Regions from separate parts of the Mus musculus genome. Here region 2 is linked to region 1. Evidence: chromatin contacts called from ENCODE Hi-C or POLR2A ChIA-PET data. All regions are on one chromosome and are shown on one strand. Each heading gives the region's core, a stretch centred on a gene start or an enhancer-like site at or near the end of the contact. The rest is flanking DNA. Distances are from core to core; before and after follow the strand shown.

Region 1 (6,209 bases), core at 661-3,160:
GGCATTGTGTTTTGAGAAGAACAGTATACATGGGCCTGTTTACCACCAAAGACCGTGAAGTCAGAGATGACCTAGTCAGTGGAGTACTGCCACAAACACACTGGGGTCAAGGGTTTTGGGGGGTTTTTTGGTTTTTTGGTTTTTGTTTTTTAAGATTTATTTATTTTATGTATATGAGCACACTATCACTCTCTTCAGACACACCAGAAGAGGGCATCAGATCCCATTACAGATGGTTGTGAGCCACCATGTGGTTGCTGGGAATTGAACTCAGGACCTCTGGAAGAGCAGTCAGTGCTCTTAACCACTGAGCCATCTCTCCTACCCAAGGGTCAAGGTTTAATCCCCCAGAACCCACATCACAAAATGGGTACAGTGGTAGATAGGTAGGTAGGTACTTGTAGTCTCAACAATGGGGTCGTAGAAACCCTAGAAATCACTTGCCAATCTGGCTAACCAAGATGGCGAGTTCTCCGTTCCATGGGAGACCCTGTCTCAAAAAAACAAAACAAAACAAAACAAAACAAAAAGGTAAAAGGTAATTGAGGCAGACATCAAATTTTAATCTCTATCCTCCACAGACATGCACACTCACACGTGTACACACACCCACCTATACAGACACACACATATATGTATACATATAAAGGACTTAGGACTAGTCAAAGCCTCAAAGGCCCTCAAAAGTCACCCTACACCCCTACACTTTTCAGTCTCCCTGGGGCTAAGAACGGCTATTCCTCCTAATCTTTGTCTCTGACTCTTAGGAGACTCAGCTCCCTAGAGCACTGGGTGCTACTGGTTGCACAGTGTGAAGCTCCACGGAGGGCCAACGGTGGAGAATGGAATGCTGGGAGCGAAGGGACAGCTGCCTGCCCTCTCCACGCCAGGTGCCACGTGCACCAGGTGGAGGGAGTGGGCGAGTCACGAGGCCCTGGCGTGGCCGGCTCCTGCCCTGCTGTTTACCAGCTGGAGAAAGCAGGAGGAGGGGTTGGGAGCCTCCTGCTCCCAGCCTGGCCCCTAGCCAGCGGTTGTTGGGTAAGCAGGAAAGCCAGGCACAGCTAATCAAACTCTGGGCAGAGGACATGCCGAACTGAGGCATCCAATATTCACAGAAGTCTTGGCTCTTGGTCCTTCTCAGACTCCAGTGCAGGCCTTTATGTGAACAGAATTACGGGGTCGTGGGGGAGGGGGAAGGGAGAACCGGGAGGAGGGGGGAGGATTCCCTCCTCTCAACTTGTTGGTCCAGTGCAGTTGCTCTCTTCTGCTCTCCCTCCAACACCCCTCACCTCTCAATTTGCTCTTCCTCCTCCACACCTCCCCCCACCACACCAGAAGTATGGGAAGCATCTAGAAGCCTGGAAAATCCAGAGGTGGGCAGCATGGAGTTAGAGAGAGGCAAAGCAAGACATGTGCTGGGGGAACCCAAGCTGCAGGGAAGTATATCTGATCCCATCCTGGAGATCAGAGTGCACACACACACACACACACACACACACAGAGGCTGTCTTTTCTCTTCACTCTTCCTGCCTCCCTTTCTTGCTATTCTGTCACCTGTCCTAAAAAAGTTACAGAGACCAGGTTCAAATCTCAACTCAATCACGAATTGCCCTTGTGAATTCCTGGCAAGTCTTTTCTATTCTGGGCAGCAATTGGTTCATGATTATGAATAATCACTCGTGCCTGTAGGGGGTTATCATGTGGGATTCCAAAAAACAAACAAAAAAATTCTGATTTACCTACAAGGCCTGGCAAAAACTCAGCATACAGTAGGTAATTAATAAGTACTAGCTCCCTTTCACCTGTTTTTCCTCAAGACTCCAGACACTGGTCCACTGCTCTCTCCCTGAGTCCCCTCCTGTGCCAGGACACTCTGCCAGCCACTCCTTTCCCCTGCCTGCTGACGGGCCAGGTGCTCCCTCCCTCTTCCCTCCTCCCTCCCTTGGGCCCTGCTCCCTGCCCTCCTGGGCAGCCAGGGCAGCAAGGACGGCACCAAGGGAGCTACCCCATGGACAGGGCCCCACAGAGACACCACCGGACATCTCGGGGTAAGAGACCCTAAAGCCCTGCAGGCAGGTGGAAGGGACTGTCAGGGGGCTCAGAGGAGGGGAGGGAGGCGAAGAGACTGGGAAAGAAAGAACTGGGGAGAAGAGAGGTGAGCAGAGGGGAGATGGACTGGCAGACAGAGCAAAGCGGTGAGGTAGGACCGAGTCTTTACATAACTGTAGGGGGGGGACAGGAAGAGGGCCTAGGGTAACAGCAGGAGACCTGGGAAGACGGGGAGGGCAAGAAGGAAGAGACAGGTTGGAGTGGGGGCAGGAGGGAGGAGCTGTGTTAGGGAGGCTTGATCGAGAGGATGGGAATGGGGCTGGCTCCCAGGTGTGAGCAGGCCCCTCCCTGCCTGCCACAGAACCCTGGGCAGCAGCGGCTGGAAGGGTGACTCTCCGCCTTCCTATTCATTCACAAGTGGCTGCCGTTCTGGCGCAGGGGCTGGGGGTGGGGGACCTGGGAGAGAAGATGCAGTTGCACCATGCCAGCTGCTCTAGCCCAGCAGTCCCACGCTTTCCTTCAAGCTGGTCCGAGCACGGAGTTTTATCTTTGCTGTGTGAGGCACCTGTGGAGCACAGAAAGGAACTGGGGAACAGTCCCCCGATGGAGTGAGGAGGGAGCCCTTCAGAACAGGACATCCCCTCCCTCCCTCCCATGCTTGTCAGCTGGGAACCTAGAGAGAGTGAACGACAGAAGTGCCAGCTTCTAGGGCCACTAGAGAAAGGCTCCGGGGTGGGAGTGGGAGTGGGGGCCAACAAGGGGAGTGTCCCCATGCAAGACTGCTCTGAATTGCAAAGTTGGAGGCTGGACAAGGGTGCCACGTCAGGGAGGAAACTGAGTAGGGCCAGACAGGATTAGCAGGGAGGTGGGCATGGCATGAAGCCACACCCTCTCTGGGCAGACCTTCCCCTCCCCCACCCGGGGAACAGGCTACCAGGCCCCATTTACTATCACGGCAATGAAATGCAGGAAGCCTGGCTGCAGAGTGCATCTCCTGGCAGAGGGACAGTGAAGGAGGGACAGGACATGTGTGCCAGGCTTGGACAGCAGAAGGCAAAAAGTAACAGAAAGGAATCAAAGGTTAGGGACATTACAGACAGGGCTAATGGGCTTTCTGGAACAGAAGACTGGCCCTAGGCACCCTGGATATAGGAAATGGGTTGCGGCCTCTTTTGCCAAGGGCTCCCTCTCTAGGTGTTTCCCAAATACTGACTGCATGCTGATTTCATCCCAGATATGTAAACAGCCCTGTAACTATGCAGTAACCATGACTCTCCCCTCAGCTGCTGCTCCCCTGGACAGCAGAGCATCTCTGTAAACCTCCACGAACCATGGGGTGCCTCCTCCTGTCTGATCTCCACCCAGACCCATCCACGAGCAAAGCAGCAAGGCAAAGGGATCTTCCCTCTGCAGGCTTGTGGGCAGGTGAAGCACAGTGGCGGCCAGAGAGGGTCTATCTGCAGCTCGGCCCTCCTTGTCTTCCTCTTCGCCCACCCTCCCCATGCACTCCCAGCCCCACACCTCTGCAGCTCCCTCTTGCTTTCAGGCACAGATAAGCAACCAAAAGACTGCATTCCCTCTGGGTGCAGAATATGTGTGTACGTCAAATGCACCAGATACTAGAGGGTTCTTGCTGTTCCCCAGAGCAACAAGCTGAACAAGACAGACAGAGGCTCTGTCTCCAGACGGGCTTACAATCTAGAAGGGATGATGGCATACCTAGGGCAGTTGTCTGTTATGTCAAGTGCCAGGAAACAATGCAGAGTGCTGGCTGAGTAAACCCCAGGGCAGGGGACAGGGCATGGGAGGCTGCCCCAGAGGAAAAGAGAGACATCTGAGATCTAGCTAAATGGGGGAGGGAGGGTAGAGTGTGACATGAGGAAGTCCTGGAGGCAGAGAGGAGCTGGGCACTTTCAGGACCTGGAAGAGGGCCAGTGTGGCCAAAGGGCAAAGTGATGGGCTCTGCCAAGGGGCCCAGCTTCTCAGAGGCCAGGTAGTGCTGGGGTAAAAATGGGGCAGGGCAGGAGCCAGGAACTGGGGAAGTCTTTGGCTTTTCCCCTAACATCTTCAACTATTCACTGATCCCTTCCTTCTCTTTACAGAGCTGCTGGCTGCAAAGAAGACCCACACCTGTGAGTAGGGGTTTGGGCCAAGAAGGTGGCACGGGGTATGGCAAAAGCATTCAGTTCAGGAGGCATGAGTGAAAGAACACCCGGGACTGGACAGAATTGGAAGAATCAGGCTAAGACTGCAAAGCCCAAGAGATAAGGGCCAAAGGGAAAGACTTATAGGCTTATAGGCCAGGACCAAAAAAAAAAAAAAAAAAAAAAAAGAAGCCCAAGGGGTGCCAAGTTACAAGCATAGAAAGAAAAGGGGAACTGGGAAAGAGGAGGGCAGGGTGCTGGACAGAGGCTCAGCTGCTGTGTCTGACCAGGGAGGAGGTGAAGGCCACCCCAGCCTCAGAACTCAGCAGCCACAATAGGAGGCCTGGGAGCGTGCCCAGGGCTTTGTGGTGGCAGAGCCAGGTTTGGTGTTCATCTCTGTGGTTAACACATTCTGAGGTGTGAGCAAGCCTGGAGAGAGGCTCTGCAGAGCTAGAGAGTAGGAAAGCCTTGTCTCTGTAAGAATGAGTGGACAGGAACCCGAAATCCTCAGACTGCAGTGTACGAGGAAGAGACCAGAGTTCCAGAAGGGCTTCCCAATGGACACTTGCAAGTAAACATCTGTCTCAGGCCAGTGCAGCACCCCCAATCCAGCCACATAGAGAGAAGCTATTCCCCTACAAAATGTGCCCGCTCCACCAAAGTCCTCCCCAGGGGTTCGTGCATACCCTCAGCACCTTGGGGGCACTCTGGAAAAGCCACAAGCATGGTCATTAAGTTAATAGTGACAATCTCATCAGAGGAGGTCACCTCTACTCTTCCATCACATACTCATTGGTTGCCCACCAATCTGTCCCCACTACAAAAGCCATCTGTGGCCTTCCTGTCCCAGCATCCCTCCTCCCTGAGCTTGGGGCTCCATCCTCCTGGGGGGGGTCGGAGCTGCTTGGCTCAGCATAATCCTGATCAGCCTCCTGTGCACTAGCCACAGGGCCCCACGGAAACGCTGAGCAGGGCCCTGGGAGGAAAGCGAGTCAGAATGACGCAGGCAAGCTGGGGGAGGGGACCAGGGACCACACTTGGGGGTGTAGAGGGGGACTTTTGGAGAGTGGAAACTGGGAGAGACCAAGCCAAGCTTTTAGACCTGCCTCCCATCCTTTAACCCTTACCATGTGTCCTCCTGAGGATCCAGGCTAGTTACCCTCATCCATCCAATGTCCAATTCCCAAGCTCGCAGAGAGAGCTTTTTACTAACCAGAAAGATTGAAGACCTCTCAAGGAGGTTGAGCTCCTTGAGTTTTTATTGTCTTGGCCCCAACCCCAGGCCAAGACAATAAAAACTGCCTCCCAAGTGAAATAACCTCAAGAAAGGGGTCCAAGCTGAGAAACCCGGGGGCACACCCAGACCAAGAGGGGACCGAATGACTAAGGGGCCAGAAGAGGAACCTCCAAGGCTGAGGTACCCCACAGAGCAGATGGAAAACAAATGAATCCATCAATAAGAAATCTCACACCAACAAAACCTGAAGAGAAACTCAAGTGCCAGGAGACGGGCCAGTCTGAGACACACTCGAATGCAAACCTGAACCAGAGATACCCTTCTATCCCTCCAGTGGATCTGAGGTCACTCTACCTGGCCATAAGTCCTTACTCAACCATTCACTACTGTGTGATCTTGAGCAGGTTACTTAATCTCTCTGTGTCTCACCTTCCTTGTCTTTGGAATGGTAGTTATCACATAAAGTATTTTATGGGGATTATGAAGTCCACACAGAGCTGAATCATTCCCAACACTGAATTAAGCACTGCTGCTAAGAGGATGAAGATGGTAGTGTCACTATCTGTGTCCCAGACTAGCAGTCTTGTTTCCAAAGGCCTTTCTGAAGGACCAACCCATCCTACAGATCCTACAGAGGGTATTTGCCTGATGATACTGCCGCTATCGTTTCCTCAGCCCAGGATAGCATCATGTGTAGGAGGAATTTGGGTGTGGTGAGGGCAGCCTCCCGGTTGTACCACACTGGTTATGGCTGTTGACAGTCCACAGGGTCTCAGTGC
Region 2 (6,942 bases), core at 2,812-5,311, 40 kb after region 1:
TCCTTGGATTTAAATATTCTACCTTCTAGCATTAAACAAAAATAGCTATAGTGGCTAACAAGATGACTTAGTAGGTGATGATGATTGCCACCAAGCCTCTCGACCTATTTGGTGGAAGGAAGAGCGAACTCTCACGAGTTGTTCTGTGTCTGTTACACATGTACCACAATGCACTCAAGAAAGCATACACACACACAAACACACTTTCTGACTGCCATACTCACATCATACACTCATGCACAACCTCACAACAAATAAACTAATTAAAAACAAATAAAATGTTTAAAGGGTAAACTAGAGACAGCTCCCCAATTAAGAGTGTTTGCTGCACTTGCAAAGAACCTGAATTTATCCGGATTCATATGAACCTATCCATATACACATGAAAATAAAATATCTTTAAATCTCTATACTAATCAAGGCATTCAAATATCTATGAATAATCTTAAGATACATGTAAGTTCTATATGATGAAAACTGTAAAACACAACAGCGGGACATCCAAGACATAAATTTATGGGAAGATTATACAAATACAGCAATGTTTCTTTAATCTAAAAATATGTAATTCCAATAAAAAATAACATTAGCAATAAAACAGAAAAGCAAATTATGGACAATTTTCACAATGTACTAGGACACAGTAATAATAATAAATAGGCAAGCTTTATATACATTAAGCCCGACTCTTGCTTAAGTAATTCAAACAAAGGAAGCTAGACACAAGAGAGTACATATTCTGCGATTCCCTCTTGAGGAGAGTGCTGGCAGGAAAGGGCTCATGGGTGGCTTCTCGGACATAGGTAATATTTCTTCTTGATTTGGTGCTGGTTACAAAAGATAACCCATTTTTGGAAAAAAAATATGTATATATAAAATGGCATATGGCAACTCCTACTTGTAGTTCCAGAACTCTTGAGGGTAAGGCAGGAGGATTGCCTAGAGTGACTTCCGAGCCAGCCTGTGCTACAGAGCAAAGAGCCCATCACAAACCAACAAACTGTGCATTTATCATTTGTACATGTACTATGAATTATTTTTTATAGCATGTATTAGTGGCATTAGAATATGAATAGATCATTGGAGCAAACTAGGCTTAAAGAGAGGGCTGGAGAGGTGGCTCAGCTGTCAAAAGCACTTGCTATCTCTTGCAGAGGACCTGGGTTTGATTCCTAGCATCCTCATGGTGGCTCACAACCTTCTGTAACTCCAGTTCCTGGGAATCCAGCACCTTCTTCTGGTCTCTTCACACACCAGGATTACACATAGTATGCTGATAGACATGAAGATAAAATATTTGTCCATGAAATAAAATAGACTCAAAGATAGGTAAGAATTTGAATAGTATAAAGGTGGTATTCAAAAATATAGAACATATGAAAAGTTGGGTAAAACAAAGTTGTACATCTGTCTCACATCTTTATGCCATAATAAATTCCAGAAGAGTCAAAAATTTATATGTTCAAAAATACAAAATGTCTTTTTTAAGAAAAACAAGGGTTTTAAAAATAATTTTTAGTAATGAAAGACTTTTCTAAATGATATGAACCCCAAAAGTTATTTTTAAAAAATGTTGATAAATTCAACTACATAAAAATTACTGGAGCTGTGAAGGTGGTTCAGCCAGTTAAAGGCCTGCTCTGTAAACGTGAAGACCTAAGTTGGGATTGGTGCACTCACATAAAAAGCCTGAGGCAATGTCTCGGGAGTGAAGGATGAGGCTGGTCTTTGCAGCTCACTGGCCAGCTAGCCTAGCCTAAACACTAGTTCCAGGTTCAGTGAGAGACTCTGTCTGGTATTATGTTTTGCTTTTGTTGTTGTTGTTTTGCTTTCTGAGACAGGATTTCTCCTTGTTGCCCTGGCTGTATAGAACTCACTCTGTAGACCAGGCTAGCCTCGAATTCAAAGATTACCTACCTCTGCCGTCTGAATGTTGTGATCAAAGGTGTGCACCATTATTTACCAGCCTGGTTGGTTAGTTGGCTGGTTTGCTTGTTTTTAAGGTGGAAAATGATTGAGGAAGGTGTCTGTGTTCAATGTTTGATCTCTAGCTTCACACACACACACACACACACACAATGCTCTTGTACAGCAAAACCATAAACAAAGTTTGAAATTACATAGAATAGAGGCTGGAAAGATTGCTTACCAGTTAAGACACTGGCTACTATTCTCTAGAGGACTCTGGTTCAGTTCCCAGCACTCACATGACAGCTCACAACCACTTGTCACTCCAGTTCCAGTGGATCCAAGCCTCTGTAGGCACCAGGCACACACATGGTGCACATATATGCATGCGGGCAAAATACTCATAAAAATAAGATTTAAATAAAAATGGAAAACAGAGTAAACTTGAAAGAGAGGGAAGTGCTTACTTCTAACATATGTACAATGAATAACTATTAGGATTTAGTAAGTAGTAAAATATTAACAAAGCATGTAAACAACTTGCATAAAGTACAACTTAAACACATTACATGCAGCCTTACTTACAATAAATGAAATGAAAATCAAAGTTGCAATAACATGTTAATTTCTATTATTGGGTTGTCCAAAAAAAAAAAATCAGGCTGTGTGACAACATATGGTGTCAGTATGCTATCATACAGGTCCTTTTCATGCATGCCTGGTAGGTGCAAAACTTTTTAAACTTCTGTGGAAGGCAATCTGGCAATACTAAATCAAAGCCTTTTCAAATATTGTTAACTGAATAAAAACTGGAAAAAATGTTTGTGGGAAAATCTTTGCAAAGCTGTGTACATTCAAATGAAATAACAAGGCACAATTCTTTGAGCTAATGTTTGTATTCGTTAAGTAGTTACCATGGGGATAGTCATTTAAAAGCAAAATTAATCTGAGCATGGTGATACATGCCCAGGTGCATCTCTAAGTTTGATTCCAGCCTCATCTACAAAGAGAGACCCTGTCTCAAAACAACAAAACAAAACTGGTCCACCCAAAGAGTTCCAAGCCATCCACGACTATATAGAGATACTGTGTCTTATAAGTAAAAAAAAAAAAAAATTAAAGTGCAAAGTGAAGTATGCTTAAAAGTAAACATGTTAAAAGTTCTGGTTAAATACATCTTCTATATCCCTGTCATATCTTGAGATTTAACTAAGAGTCAGAAAGGTAGTTGCTTTGAAACACTAACATATATAAAAAGGAAGTTATAAAATTATATCTATAGCATGTTTTCAGCTGTGCAAAAATACATTTACGTGTATTTTAAGTGTGGGATGAAAAATTTCCCAAGAAACTGGTTGTACTGGTTGCCTCTGAAGGGACATTTTCTTCAATAACCTTTTGTTACTTGTGAATCTTCTTGAAAGTGCATGTATTATTTACCCAAATATATATTTTGGATGACTAGAAGGCGAGCATGTTTGCAAGCCCAGCTACTCAAGAGCCTAAGGGAACAAAATTTGAGAACAGCCTGGACAACATAGCAACATATAACAGTAGTAGTGGTAATAATAATAATAATAGGAAATTGACCCAAAGACATCTGGGTCAGACACAATGCTAGCTATGTTCACTCAACAAATGTTTAATGAGTATTCATCATGTGCCAGCACAAAACATCTCCTGGAGACTCGGAGCGACTGTGCCCTCGCCTCAAAGTGAAGGTGGTAGCAGGGCCAACCGTTCCTAACGGTTCGGGAACGACCCAGACGGCGGCTGGAATTCAGTTTTTCAAGCAAACCGCTGCCTGCCAAATCCTCCCCCTTCCACAGGTCCACGGCCCCGGGGCAAGGCAGGGGGCCCCTGCTGGCGCGCTCCTCCCATAGCTGCCTTACCCAGGTGGTGGCCACGGTGACTTTCGGTCCACGTGGCGTGTGCAGCGCCCGCCCCCATTTCACTCCTTTAACATAGTTGCTTTCCTGTCCCCTGGCTAAGATGGGGGTAGGGGGTCCATCCAGGCAGAAATTCTTAACAGATAAAGTGGCGCCGCAATCAGGAGGTGGCTTCCCCCAAGGCCGCTGGCCGCGGAATGACTCCGTAGGCCTCGGGACACCCACGAGTGACCCAATCCCCCGACCCTCGGAGCGCCAAAGTCCCTCGCGGCTTAAAGCAGCACAACCTCCTAGAGGAGGACCGAGGACTCCAGAAGCCTCTAATTGGCTGTTTAATTCTCAGCAGGTGCGAGCTCCATTAAAAGCATCGGCTTCCCCGGGCTCTAACTGGCTGTGGACGTGGGCGGGCTTGGATTTTCATCCGGGTAATTGGACTTGAGCGCGCACCAGCCACGTCGCTCACGGCAGTCCGCAGAAGGATTGGCTGCGGCGGAGGAGCGCGATTGGTCAGACTTCAAAGTGAGCGTTGATTGGTGAGGATGCGCTGCGGGGGCGGAACAAGCGGCTGCTGAAAAGCGACCCGCTAGGCGGCTGCGCTGAGGGAGCGACAGGGCGGCGGCGGCGGGGGTGAGGTGCGAGGCGAAGCGCAGAGCGCGCAACTCTGGAGGAGCGGTAAAGGCAGGGCGCGAGAGGGAAGTTTGGGGTGTGGGAGAAGCAGAGCGGTAGGGACCCTGGCAATTGGAAGACCGAAGCGCGGGACTGAGGGTCGGGAGGCGTGGGACACTTGGGGGCTAGGAGTGAGGCCCTCGCGGATCACCGCGTGGGGCAGCTGTGCTGGGAGCTAATAACCAGACTCAGATCAGGGGCTCTGGGCCGGGGAGCTAGGCCCCCAGGATTGATAGGACGTTCACCACAACTCAGCACTCCTAAGCCGGCTCTCTTTGAAACGAGGGACCTTTTATTAATTTGCCTTTTACCTTCCTCAACTTAGTCCAGTGACTGTTTGTAGCTGCAGGGTGTTTTGTTGCAAGGTGTTTTGTTTTCTTTTAGTGGCGGAGCCTGTGACAGTCAGCTGGTTTTGAACTCAAAATCCTCCAGCCCTTGCCTCTGAAGTGGTGGAAGTACAGTACAGGCCAGCACCAGAACGCTCTAGATTGGATTGATTGTCTATCAATCTTCCTTTCTCAAATTTACTTGTAATATCTGGTTAGATTTGCCTGTTGGTTGGTTGGTTGGTTTTTGTTTTTGTTTTTGTTTTTTTAAGGTTTATATATTTTATATATGTGAGTGCATCGCTGCTGTCTTCAGACACACCAGAAGAGGGCGTCAGATCCCATTACAGATGGTTGTGAGCCACCATGTGGTTGCTGGGAGTTGAACTCAGAACCTCTGGTAGAGCAGTCAGTGCTCTTAACCGCTTAGCCATCTCTCCAGCTGATTGGTTGGTTTTTGAGACATCTCTTGTAGTTAACCCAGACTGGTCAAGAACTTGTCCTGTAGCCATCCTTAAACTGCTGATCCTTCTACCTCCACCTTTCAGGTACTGGTATTTGGGAGATTGGACACCTGGCTTCCTTACCATCACCACTCCCAAACAGGATTTCATGTCACCCACAGTGGCCTTGTACTTGTTATGAATGAATTTAGGCTCTAGTTCTTTCTGTCTCCACCTCCTCTCTGTTGGGGTTATATGCATGTGTTGTCACACCAGGCTCAGACCGCTTTGGTGTTTTAAGTAAAATCCTGGTTGGTTTGCCTGATTTGAGTTCACTAGCCTATCCCTTATGATATTATCCCTTAGTAACACACTTAGCACAAATTTACTTGTAATATCTGGTTAGATTTGCCTGTTGGTTCAAATGGATATCACCCAGCAAACCTGTCCTCGTCACAGGCATTTACCCTGTGACATATACTCCGTCCACAAAAATCAGTGTTTTCTGGCATACCATCTACCAGGTGTCCCATTCAGAAACTTTATAACTAACTCCTTTACTTTGCCCTCTACCTTACCATAAATCAATTGCTAGGTCTTCAGTATTTGTACTACCAATTCATGCTCTGGTTTTTCTATTATGGATACATGCACTAGATATCTATTGGTCTGTTACTACTACTTTCAGTTCATTCTCATAACAGACAGAGTCATTAATCAAGAATTACAGGGGCCAATAAGATGGTTAATGCAACAAAGGGAAACTTGATGAAGTCAATCATCAAAAATGACGATTGAGACTAAGAGAGAACCAACTCCACAGAACTGTCCACTGACCATCACACTTCTGTCTTGACACACAGTTGTCAAGACAACTGATTCCCAAATGTCCTCCAACCTCTGTATTCATGCCAGGACACTTACTTGCATGGACATAAATAAATGTGATTAAAAAGCAGCCTGACATGTGCTGAGAATGTAAGTTTGGGACACTGTGAAAGTCAGGATTTAGGAAATTTGGATGCAGATTCAGAAAAATATCAGATATTCTTAACTATGATTCTGATAGTTTCAAAACTGAAAAACTAGTGCTATGGGCTTCTATAAAGAGACACTAATGACTGACCTTCAGAACAGTTATTTCCCTTGCATATTCTAAAACTGGTGGACTAGTTATCTTAAGGAAAATCTTTTTATATTTCTAAGCCCCAGTTTCCTCAGTTTTAACATGAATGGAACAAAAGAATCTTTTAAGATCCAGCCCAGTTCTAAAATTGATTTCTACGCCATATAACATGAATTATGAGATCAAATGTAGCATAAAATAAGAACATGAAAATACATCGAGCTGGACTTACTTTGATTTTCCTCTAGGGTATGCACGCCTCCCTTGTCATCCAAAAAGTTCCTTGAAAACAGCTAAGTTTTTCTTGTCTACTATGTTCTCAGAACCAAGTCTATATTGGAACTCTATTAATTTGAGTAAATTGGCAAGAGATAAATATACAGTATCTTTTTCTCTGAGATTAACTTACTTTTATTTATATATGTGTGTGGATGACTGTGGAGGCCAGAAAAGGGTGTCAGATCTCCTGGAGTTGGAGTTACCTGATGTGGGTGTGGGGATCAAATTGGGGACCTCTATAAGACCAGATGCAAATGTTTGTGCAAGATTCTGTGGTTGTTGTGGGGGTGCTGCAGCTTGGGACC

Evidence for each region. A loop is a pair of places that touch in the nucleus more often than their neighbours do. ChIA-PET counts read pairs that join two places held with the same protein, here RNA polymerase II (POLR2A).
Region 2: a map of left cerebral cortex shows a loop between it and region 1 (2.0-fold over the local background). The contact joins the promoter of 1700040D17Rik here to the promoter of Rorc in region 1. A Hi-C loop is called at or near these places in 8 of 37 maps with a recorded cell type or tissue (CH12.LX, T-helper 2 cell, adrenal gland and 1 more). POLR2A ChIA-PET finds 5 or more read pairs at or near these places in 2 of 5 experiments (Patski and embryonic stem cell).

The regions. Positions count from the first base shown.
Region 1 is chr3:94,370,884-94,377,092 of GRCm38, forward strand. Rorc (RAR-related orphan receptor gamma) reads left to right here and starts at 1,911. Exons shown (of 11, transcript NM_011281.3): 1 at 1,911-2,048; 2 at 4,152-4,181. The coding sequence starts at 2,009. It overlaps Gm38411 (a long non-coding RNA gene), which reads right to left and starts at 140. Exons shown (of 3, transcript XR_867461.1): 1 at 1-140.
Region 2 is chr3:94,408,894-94,415,835 of GRCm38, forward strand. 1700040D17Rik (RIKEN cDNA 1700040D17 gene) reads right to left here and starts at 4,062. Exons shown (of 2, transcript NR_152121.1): 1 at 3,801-4,062; 2 at 496-1,273. Tdrkh (tudor and KH domain containing protein) reads left to right here and starts at 4,351. Exons shown (of 14, transcript NM_001357711.1): 1 at 4,351-4,469.